Linked DNA regions of Homo sapiens: region 1 is linked to region 2. A link is a contact called in ENCODE Hi-C or POLR2A ChIA-PET data. All regions are on one chromosome and are shown on one strand. Each heading gives the region's core, a stretch centred on a gene start or an enhancer-like site at or near the end of the contact. The rest is flanking DNA. Distances are from core to core; before and after follow the strand shown. Region 1 holds the start of MAPK12 (mitogen-activated protein kinase 12). Region 2 holds the start of TRABD-AS1 (TRABD antisense RNA 1).

The links. Hi-C counts contacts between places; a loop is a spot of excess contacts on that map. ChIA-PET counts read pairs that join two places held with the same protein, here RNA polymerase II (POLR2A). Pooled maps may share reads with other maps.
Region 1: a pooled map shows a loop between it and region 2 (3-fold over the local background). The contact joins the promoter of MAPK12 here to the promoter of TRABD-AS1 in region 2. A Hi-C loop is called at or near these places in 3 of 168 maps with a recorded cell type or tissue (CD8-positive, alpha-beta T cell and gastrocnemius medialis), 2 of 37 single-sample maps with no recorded cell type and 8 of 50 pooled maps. POLR2A ChIA-PET finds 5 or more read pairs at or near these places in 14 of 52 experiments (CD4-positive, alpha-beta T cell, CD4-positive, alpha-beta memory T cell, CD8-positive, alpha-beta T cell and 10 more).

Annotation. Positions count from the first base shown.
Region 1 is chr22:50,259,693-50,263,593 of GRCh38, forward strand. MAPK12 (mitogen-activated protein kinase 12) reads right to left here and starts at 1,991. Exons shown (of 12, transcript NM_002969.6): 1 at 1,693-1,991; 2 at 1,475-1,604. The coding sequence starts at 1,817. RefSeq lists enhancers at 307-807, 2,377-3,108 and silencers at 1,230-1,409, 1,560-1,929, 1,960-2,269, 2,280-2,329.
Region 2 is chr22:50,198,798-50,202,861 of GRCh38, forward strand. TRABD-AS1 (TRABD antisense RNA 1) reads right to left here and starts at 1,986. Exons shown (of 2, transcript NR_186698.1): 1 at 1,279-1,986; 2 at 291-531. It overlaps TRABD (TraB domain containing), which reads left to right. Exons shown (of 10, transcript NM_001320485.2): 10 at 1-798. It overlaps SELENOO (selenoprotein O), which reads left to right and starts at 2,214. Exons shown (of 9, transcript NM_031454.2): 1 at 2,214-2,793. The coding sequence starts at 2,240. RefSeq lists silencers at 1,534-2,473, 2,604-2,683 and an enhancer at 3,044-3,283.

The DNA.
Region 1 (3,901 bases), core at 741-3,240, 61 kb after region 2:
CCCAACATAGTGAAACCTCATCTCAACTAAAAATACAAAAAATTAGCCAGGCGTGGTGGCGCGCGCCTGTAATCCCAGCTACTGAGGAGGCTGAAGCAGGAGAATCGCCTGAACCCAGGACGCGAAGGTTGCAGTGAGCTGAGATCGTGCCATTGCACTCCAGCCTGGGCAACAAGAGCGAAACTCGGTCTCAAAAGAAAAAAAAAGAAAAAAAGCCCCAGAGCGCTTGGCTGGATGGGGCAAGGCACGGGTGGGTGAGTGGGTGGGTGGGAGCAGGGGGCCGTGGGGAAGGCTGCAGTCCTGGGGCAAGGCCTTGGTGTGATGGGCGGGTGGTGGGGGGGTGCGGTGCCGGCGAAGTGGGGGCAGGGCTGGGTGTGACGGGGTGTCGAGGTGCGGGCAGGGCTGGTGTCCACTGCAAATGGATTTCACAGGGCCCAGGGTAGTGAGCTGGGGGTCAGGGTGGGCATGGGAAGCCTCAGAGAAAAAGACCCATCCAAGGGGCTGAGGGAGTAGCGGTGGCCAGGAACCGGGGGACGGGGCACTTTGCTGGTGGACGGGGCACTTTGCTGGTGGACGCAGGGACTCGTTCTCCCAAGGCACCGGTGGCTCAGATGACCCAGGAGGGTCCAGAGCATCTCACCCTGTAGGTAGGGTCCGGGTGCCCAGACCACCAGCCCTCAGGCTGGGCCCAGACCAGGGGGAGGGCAGGAGTGACGTGGGGGGCAGTGGACAAGTGGGACTGTATCCAGAAACCAGAGCACCCCTGGCAGAGAGATCGGGTTCTTAGCAGCCAGCCACCGCCATGGGAGAGGCCCAGGGCAGCTGTACGTGGCATCTCACTGGAAGGACTGGAAAGGATGGGCCCCCACAACGCACAGGAGGGTGTCTGTGAGGCGGCCACCACGCCCAGTGCTCCTCAAACAGCAGCTCCCTAAACCCTTCACCCCCAGGGGCTCCTGAGGGTTCAACACACTCCCTGCGTTCTGGCGCCCCCCTCCTCCCCCTCCACCACCGGGTCGGAAGACTCGGGAGATGGACAGCAGCAGAGTGGGCTCCACAGAGGGGCTGGAAAGGGGATGGGGAAGAGGGAAGGTGCCCCTTCCAGGAAAATCCTCCCGCCGGGAGCATGCTCTCACCGCGGGCTTCCTGGCTGGGGGCAAGGCTTGGCGTGAGACCTGGAGGATCCCCTGGGCCTGGCCAAGTCGTGTTCCCTGACCAGGGCCTGGCTGAGGCGCCGAGTCAAGGGGCTGAGTCCTTCCCGGGGCTGGCGGAGGATGGGGAACGGCCCTTGGGGGAGTCGTCTCCCAAGGAGAGACAGGCCTTGCTCTCCTTCTCCCCTGGGGACCCACGGCCCGACCCCCGCCCGGCCCCACAGCAGGCTGCCTGGAGGAGGGGTTGCCGGGTGGGGGAACCCAGCCCAGCTGAACCAAGCCGAGGCCGCGGCGCCTTCCCGGAGCGGGGCCGCGCGACTCACGTTCTCGTGGCGCATGTGCTTGAGCAGGCGCAGCTCGCGGTAGGCGCGCTTGGCGAACAGCTCGGACTGGAAAGGCCGATACAGCTTCTTGATGGCCACCTTAGCGCCGGTGCGGCCGTCCACGGCCGAGCTGCGGGGCGGACCGCTTAGCGGGAAGGCCGGGCACCCCGCGCAGGCCCCGCCCGCCCCGCCGGCCGCCCCGCCCGGCCCGCGCTCACCACACCGCGCCGTAGGCGCCCGAGCCCACGGGCTGCAGGTCCCGGTACACGGCGCGCACCTCCCAGGCCGTCTTGGTCACCTCCTGGCGGTAAAAGCCACTGCGGGCGGGCGGCGGAGAGCTCATGGCAGGCCCGGGAGCTGCCCACCCCGCAGAGCCTGCGGGCGGTGCCCCCACGACCGGGGACGGGGCTCCCTCGGCGCGCGCCTCGGGCCGGCTCCGCGCCGCTCGTCCGCTCGCCCGCCCGCCCGCCGGCCGCTGGGGCGCTCCCGCTCCCGGCCCTTCCCTCAGGGATGTCCCAGGTGCCGACCCCGGCCCGACCCCGACCCAGGCTGCGCACGGCCCCTCCCCCGCCCGGGGACCAACCGGCCCGCGGGCGGCGCGCACGTGACGCCCTCGCCCGCCCTCCGGCCCCTCCGGAAACCCGAGGCGGCCGCCGCCGGGGGAGGGCCGGAGCCTGGGGAGGGCCGGAGCCTGGGGGGAAGCGCAGGGGGAGGGGAGCGCCGCCCCGCAGCTTCGTCCCCATAAAGGGCCGGACGCGGCGCGGAGATACCTCTGCCAGCCTCTCCCCTTTGGCTGAACTTCCCCGCCCTGGGGGGGTCTCAGCAGGAGCCCCCCCCCCCCCCCCCCGCCCGCTCCAGTCCTAACTCCCCACGGCTCCAGGGCGCAGGGCCCATCCTTGACAGCCTGAGCGCTGACTTCTATGGCAGCCGCAAGTCGGGCTGAGCCCTGTGTTCCCGGGGTCAACTTCGCAGGCCACCCCCAAGGATGCCCTACCACTGAGCCTGATCCATCCGTCCCCCAACAAGGGGTCCATCTGCACCTGTCCTGCCTGTATCCCTCTTTCTACACGGAGGGGTCTGTCCCCCAAACTCCTCAGGCTGCATCCCCAACCCCACTCCTGTGGCCACTGACCCCGGGCCTCTCAGTCCCATAGGTCCCCGTGGGCCCTTTTGGACCCCCAGCTCCTCCCCCTGCTCCCCCCATCTGTGGGGTGCCTGCTCCAAGCATTGCAAGTACTGGTGTCTCTGCCCATCCCACCCCTGCCTGTCCTGTCCTGCAAAACCCAGGCTGAGAGTGGCTGCACTCTCTCCAGCAGGGATGGGGACCTGCTGGGGCCCTCCGCCTGACCCCTCTGTGTGGGCATTGTCCTCCCATAGGTCTGGCCCCATCCTGGACCAGATGCTCCTGAGGGCAAAGCCCCACCCTGACACCCCTTCACCAGCCCAGGAACCTGGATCTCAGAAGGGATGTTGGGGCACCCCAGGAGCCCACTGGGCTGGTGGGTAACAGGATCCCTAGGGCCTTCTGCCCCGCCCTCCTGCCATGAATCAGCAGCTCAGCCGCTCAAGGGTGGTAGTAGCTTTACACCTGGGCTTGGGCCGTGCTCCACGGCATTCACCAGCTCGTGACCAGTGAGCGGGGCAGCCCAGGGCCACCCAAACCACAGCTGCCTGTGGCCCATACCCTTTGTGCCCTGGGCTGCCTGTGGCACTCCATCCACCTCTTCCAGGAAGCCCAGCTTCCACGCTGTCCCCCTTACTCCCCGTGGTGGGGCTCAGGGGTCCAGCAGGCCCTGCACGGACCAGGCTTCTGAGGTGGGGCTGTGTCACCATTCTCCTCCCACCCCCAACCGCCAACACTGGACTTCCCCCGGGATTGACCACTACACTGACCAGGCCCCAGGAGGCCCCCAACTCCCAGACGGTTTCCACCCCTACCCAAGACCCAAGCAAGGGCACAGACTGTCCCTGGTCCTTAGAGACACTGCCTGACCCCAAATGGCCTGGACCCTCCCCCACACATAAGCTGCAGCGCGTAGTGGGAACGGGACCAGCGTGCACATTCCCTGGGTTAAAGTGGCCTCTTTTTCCTTCACCAGGAGGGAAAGGAAAGCTATTTTCCCTACCCTGCCCAGCCCCCACCCAGGGATGGGCAGACCCTTGCTCCTTGAGACACCCAACTTCTCCCCAGCCAGCTTCCCTGAACACTGAGGGGTAGGCGGGGGTGGTGTCTGGATCTTGGCCCAAAGCCAAGCCTGCCCAGTACATCCCCACAGGGCAGCTGGGGTCACCATCTGGGTGGCTGTCACACCCTGTGCCCTCAAAGTCTGCCCATCAGCCATGTCTTCCCCTGGTCCCCCTGGGCTCTCAGACCCTCCAGGGAGCAGGGAGGGTGCCAGAAGATGGCCGCTGGTCTGACTGGGGGCC
Region 2 (4,064 bases), core at 736-3,235:
AGGGGCTTATAGGAGGGGCCGAGGCGTGCGCTGCCCTCTCAGCCCTGGTGGCAGGCGGGGGACAATGGCCACTGTCCCTACCTCACTGTGCCTTCCTGTGCTCCGGCCACAGGAGCGTCGGCCCAGGGGCGGCTCCTGGGGGCTCCAGGGCAGGCGAGACTGGGAAAGGCCCAGCCCTGGAGCTCCAGCCGACCCCACCGTGCCCCTGGCATCCTGGCCCTGGCCGCCACCTCCCTGGCACCGTCTGCCTGCAGGGATTCTGTGTTTTTGGCTTTTTTAATGTCTTAAAATCTTTTACTCAGGTAATTTTAATTTCAGAGAGAAAAACTGAAGTAAATGTCAAAAAACACCAGCCTTAAATCCAAAGGGAGAGAATTCGTGTTCTTGGGTCTGTCCCGAGTGGGCTCGCGTGCAGCCAAACATCAGCTCTGGGTCCAGGCGTGGCCTCAGCTGGGAGCCTGTGTCCTGAGCCCCCGGAGCGAAGGGGTGCCTGGGGCATCTTGGCCCTCTCTGGGCAGACAATGTGTGCACCTATGTGGAAGGCCAAGGACATGGGCTGTGGCCAGGCCTGTCCCGCTCAGGCCCCCTGCCCGGCGGCCGTCTGTGTGCGGGGCCTCCCTCCTGGCTGTCCAGGACACAGCCCGTGCAGCCCCAGCCTGGACCCAGGCCATCTCTGGTTGTGTCTGTGCCGACTCGGTGTTGAATCAAATCAGGTGTGCGTCAGGAGCCGGCTGTGTCCTTCCTGCCACACTCGGGGATTCATTCCTTAGAAACTGAAATAAATTCTAATTTTGGAAACTCCTGTTTTGTGACGTGTGAACATGGGGTTCAGGTAATGAAGGATCCCTGCCTCTTCCCCCGTGCTCCAGTGCAGCGGGTACTCGTGGCCCTGCCGGGGCCCTGGGGGAAGGAACCTGCCTGGTTTCCAGCAGAAGAGACAGAGTCGGGTCCCTCCATGCTGACCTGTGGGACCCTTCTCACCCACCAGGTGGGACGCAGGTGGCCTGCTGACACTCAAGACCCTCCATACCCAGTCCCACCAGATTCCAGAGTGTGGACCAGACTGAGCCAGACTGGGGCCCCAGGGGGTCGAGGAGACAGATCAGGAGGGCCCAGGGCCTGGGGAATGGGGAGGGGTAACACCTGCCAAGGAGGATGCTGGGAACGGGCGCCCAGAGCGGCCGGGGGGAGGGGGCTGCTGAAGAGGGAACGGTTGCTGTGGGCTGCAGAGGAGGGTTGGGCACGGGGACCTCACCACATTATCCCTCATCCAGTTACCTGCCCAACGCACGCGGAGGGTCCTGAGGGCTTCACCCGCAGCCCCAAAGGGGCAGAGCTGGGGTCACGCAGAGTCTCGGAAGCCCACGCTGTGGCCCCAGGAGAAGCTTCTGGATGTAGCTCCTGTATGTGAAGGGTGGGCTCGCGCCGCTGCCGGAATAAAGGGAAACCACAGGCAGGAGGGAGGCGCGTCCAGGATCCGCGGCCACCGGCCTCTCAGACAGTCCTCTGGGGCCGGGGCCGGAGGAGATGGAAAGCGGGGGCACCACAGACTCATCTGAACCCCCGCGTTCATTCGGACACACAGACCCCAAATTCCTCCCCCAGGGGTCGGGTCCCTCAAGCCAGCCGAAGACCCCGGTGCCCGCCCAGCCCTCCGGGAGGGTCTGCGCCTGCGGCCTCGCGGGGCCTCTCCGAGCCCGGGCGCTGTTCCATGGGCGGGGCACAGATCCAAGGCCCCTTCCCTCCTAGACGGCAGGCGAGGGGCCCGAGAGGCCGGAGGCCAGGGGACAAGGTCCCCGAGAGGCGGCGCGAGGCTCCGGCGGCCCAGAACCGCGGCGGGGTCCGGGTGGGGTCCCGGCCGCCCGTGGGGCGCGGGGCTAAGCCCCGGCCCGACCCGAACGGACGCGGGCCTCGGTCCCCGCTGCCGGCGCCGGTGCAGCCGAGGAAATCCGGGGCTGCCCGAGCGGGGTCGTCGCTGGCGGTCTCGGAGGCGTTCCCATCTGTCACCCCGTTCGCATCAGCGCGCGCCCCGTGACGCCGACAGCCACCCCGGACGCCTCCGACCCTCCGGCCGGGAGATGCGGATAGACGGACGAGGCAGCCAATTAGAGCCCGGCCAGACACCGCGACCCCTCCCCCCACCCGCCCCACTCTCGCCCACTGGCGATTGGGTTGCGGGACGCGCGGGGCGGGGCTTCCGGGCGGGGCAGGCTGGCTTCCGGCGGGAGCGGGGCCGCGGATGGCCGTATACAGGGCAGCGCTCGGGGCTTCGCTCGCGGCTGCCCGACTCTTGCCCCTCGGTCGCTGTTCCCCGTCGCCGGCGCCCCGCTCTACGTTGTCGGGCGCCGCCATGGAGCCCGCGCCTCGCTGGCTGGCGGGGCTGCGCTTCGACAACCGCGCCCTGCGCGCCCTGCCCGTGGAGGCGCCGCCGCCCGGTCCCGAGGGCGCCCCGTCCGCGCCGCGGCCCGTGCCCGGGGCCTGCTTCACCCGCGTGCAGCCCACCCCGCTGCGGCAGCCGCGCCTCGTGGCGCTGTCAGAGCCCGCGCTGGCGTTGCTGGGCCTGGGCGCGCCGCCCGCGCGCGAGGCCGAGGCCGAGGCCGCGCTGTTCTTCAGCGGCAACGCGCTCCTGCCGGGCGCCGAGCCCGCCGCGCACTGCTACTGCGGCCACCAATTCGGCCAGTTCGCCGGGCAGCTGGGCGACGGCGCCGCCATGTACCTGGGCGAGGTGTGCACGGCGACCGGCGAGCGCTGGGAGCTGCAGCTCAAGGGCGCCGGGCCCACGCCCTTCTCCAGGTGGGCCGGGGCGGGCGAGGGGCGCGGGTGGGTCCTCCCCGCCGGGGCGCCCCTTCCCTCCGCCCGGCGCGGTGTTGGGGGCGTCCGGCGGCTACTGCCAAGTGGGGCCTCCCCTGCACCCGCGGGAGCGCGGTGCTGGCAGCCGCCCGCGCCCTGTGCTTATCAACCCGCCGAGGACCTTGGAGTCAGCTCCACCAGGGACGCCGCTCATGTTTACCGACGTTCGCTGGGGCTCCAAACCCAGGGGCGGGAGCCGGGATGAGAGGTTAGGCTAACCCTAACCCTAACCCCGCAGGTCCCCAGCCTTCCTCCGATCGCTCGTGGGGCGGGCCGCTTCGTCCAGCAGCCTCGCTCTGCGACTGACTTCACGGAGGCCTGGCCCTGACTTCCCTGCGGGCAGCCCTTTTTAACCCCGAAGTGAGGTGGGCATCGTTTAGATTTCTGTGGGGGGGCACACAGGTGGTCTAATAAGGCAGGATCTGGGTCCAGATGCCGCCAGGCCCACCGGGGAGCCGTGCACGCGCCACCTGCCTCCTGTGTATAGACAGCGCTTGGGTCTGTTCTGCTCTTTTCTACTAAACAATGTACTTACTCCATATTCTTTACTGCTTTTGTGAATGACTAGGAAAGTGTACATTTTATGTTCAGAGAAATGCTAAACCCGCATCTCATCCGGCCCCTCCCTGTGCTCTCATCACCTCCCCCTCCAGCACCTGAAATGCCCCTCGGTCCCTCAGCATCCCTTCCCCGGGGCTCCATCTCCCAAGCAAGCTCCTCAGACTGAGGGTCTTCCTCACTCCCCCGTCTCCAAATCCGTTCTGTTCTGTGTCTGAGGGCAACCTGGCTCTGGCTCTCCCTCCCCACCCCCAGCGACCTGCTTAGAGTTGACAGCACCGGCCGCCCACTGGAGCGTTTCTGACCCTTGGAACGTGGTGGAAATGCTGCTCAGCCTGGGGCCTGCTTGTCCTGTGAGCATTTTTTTTTTTTAATTTTTGTTTTTCTTTTTGGCGATCATCTTAAACTTTATGTTTTCATTTTTGGTGATATTTTAAAGTTAAAAAGACAATTTTTTTTATGAGAGTAATCTGTCGCTGGAAGACACTTTTTATGTTTGAAGACTTGAGTATTAACTCACTGCTTTCAGACCTGAGAGCTGCTAGAATATATTTTCTCCTAAAAATTAAGGAGTCCTTTGACCTTTACTCAGGCCCTGCCTGACATCCCCACACGTGTCCTGGGGTCCCTGGCCTCACCAGTTCTCCAAGATTGAG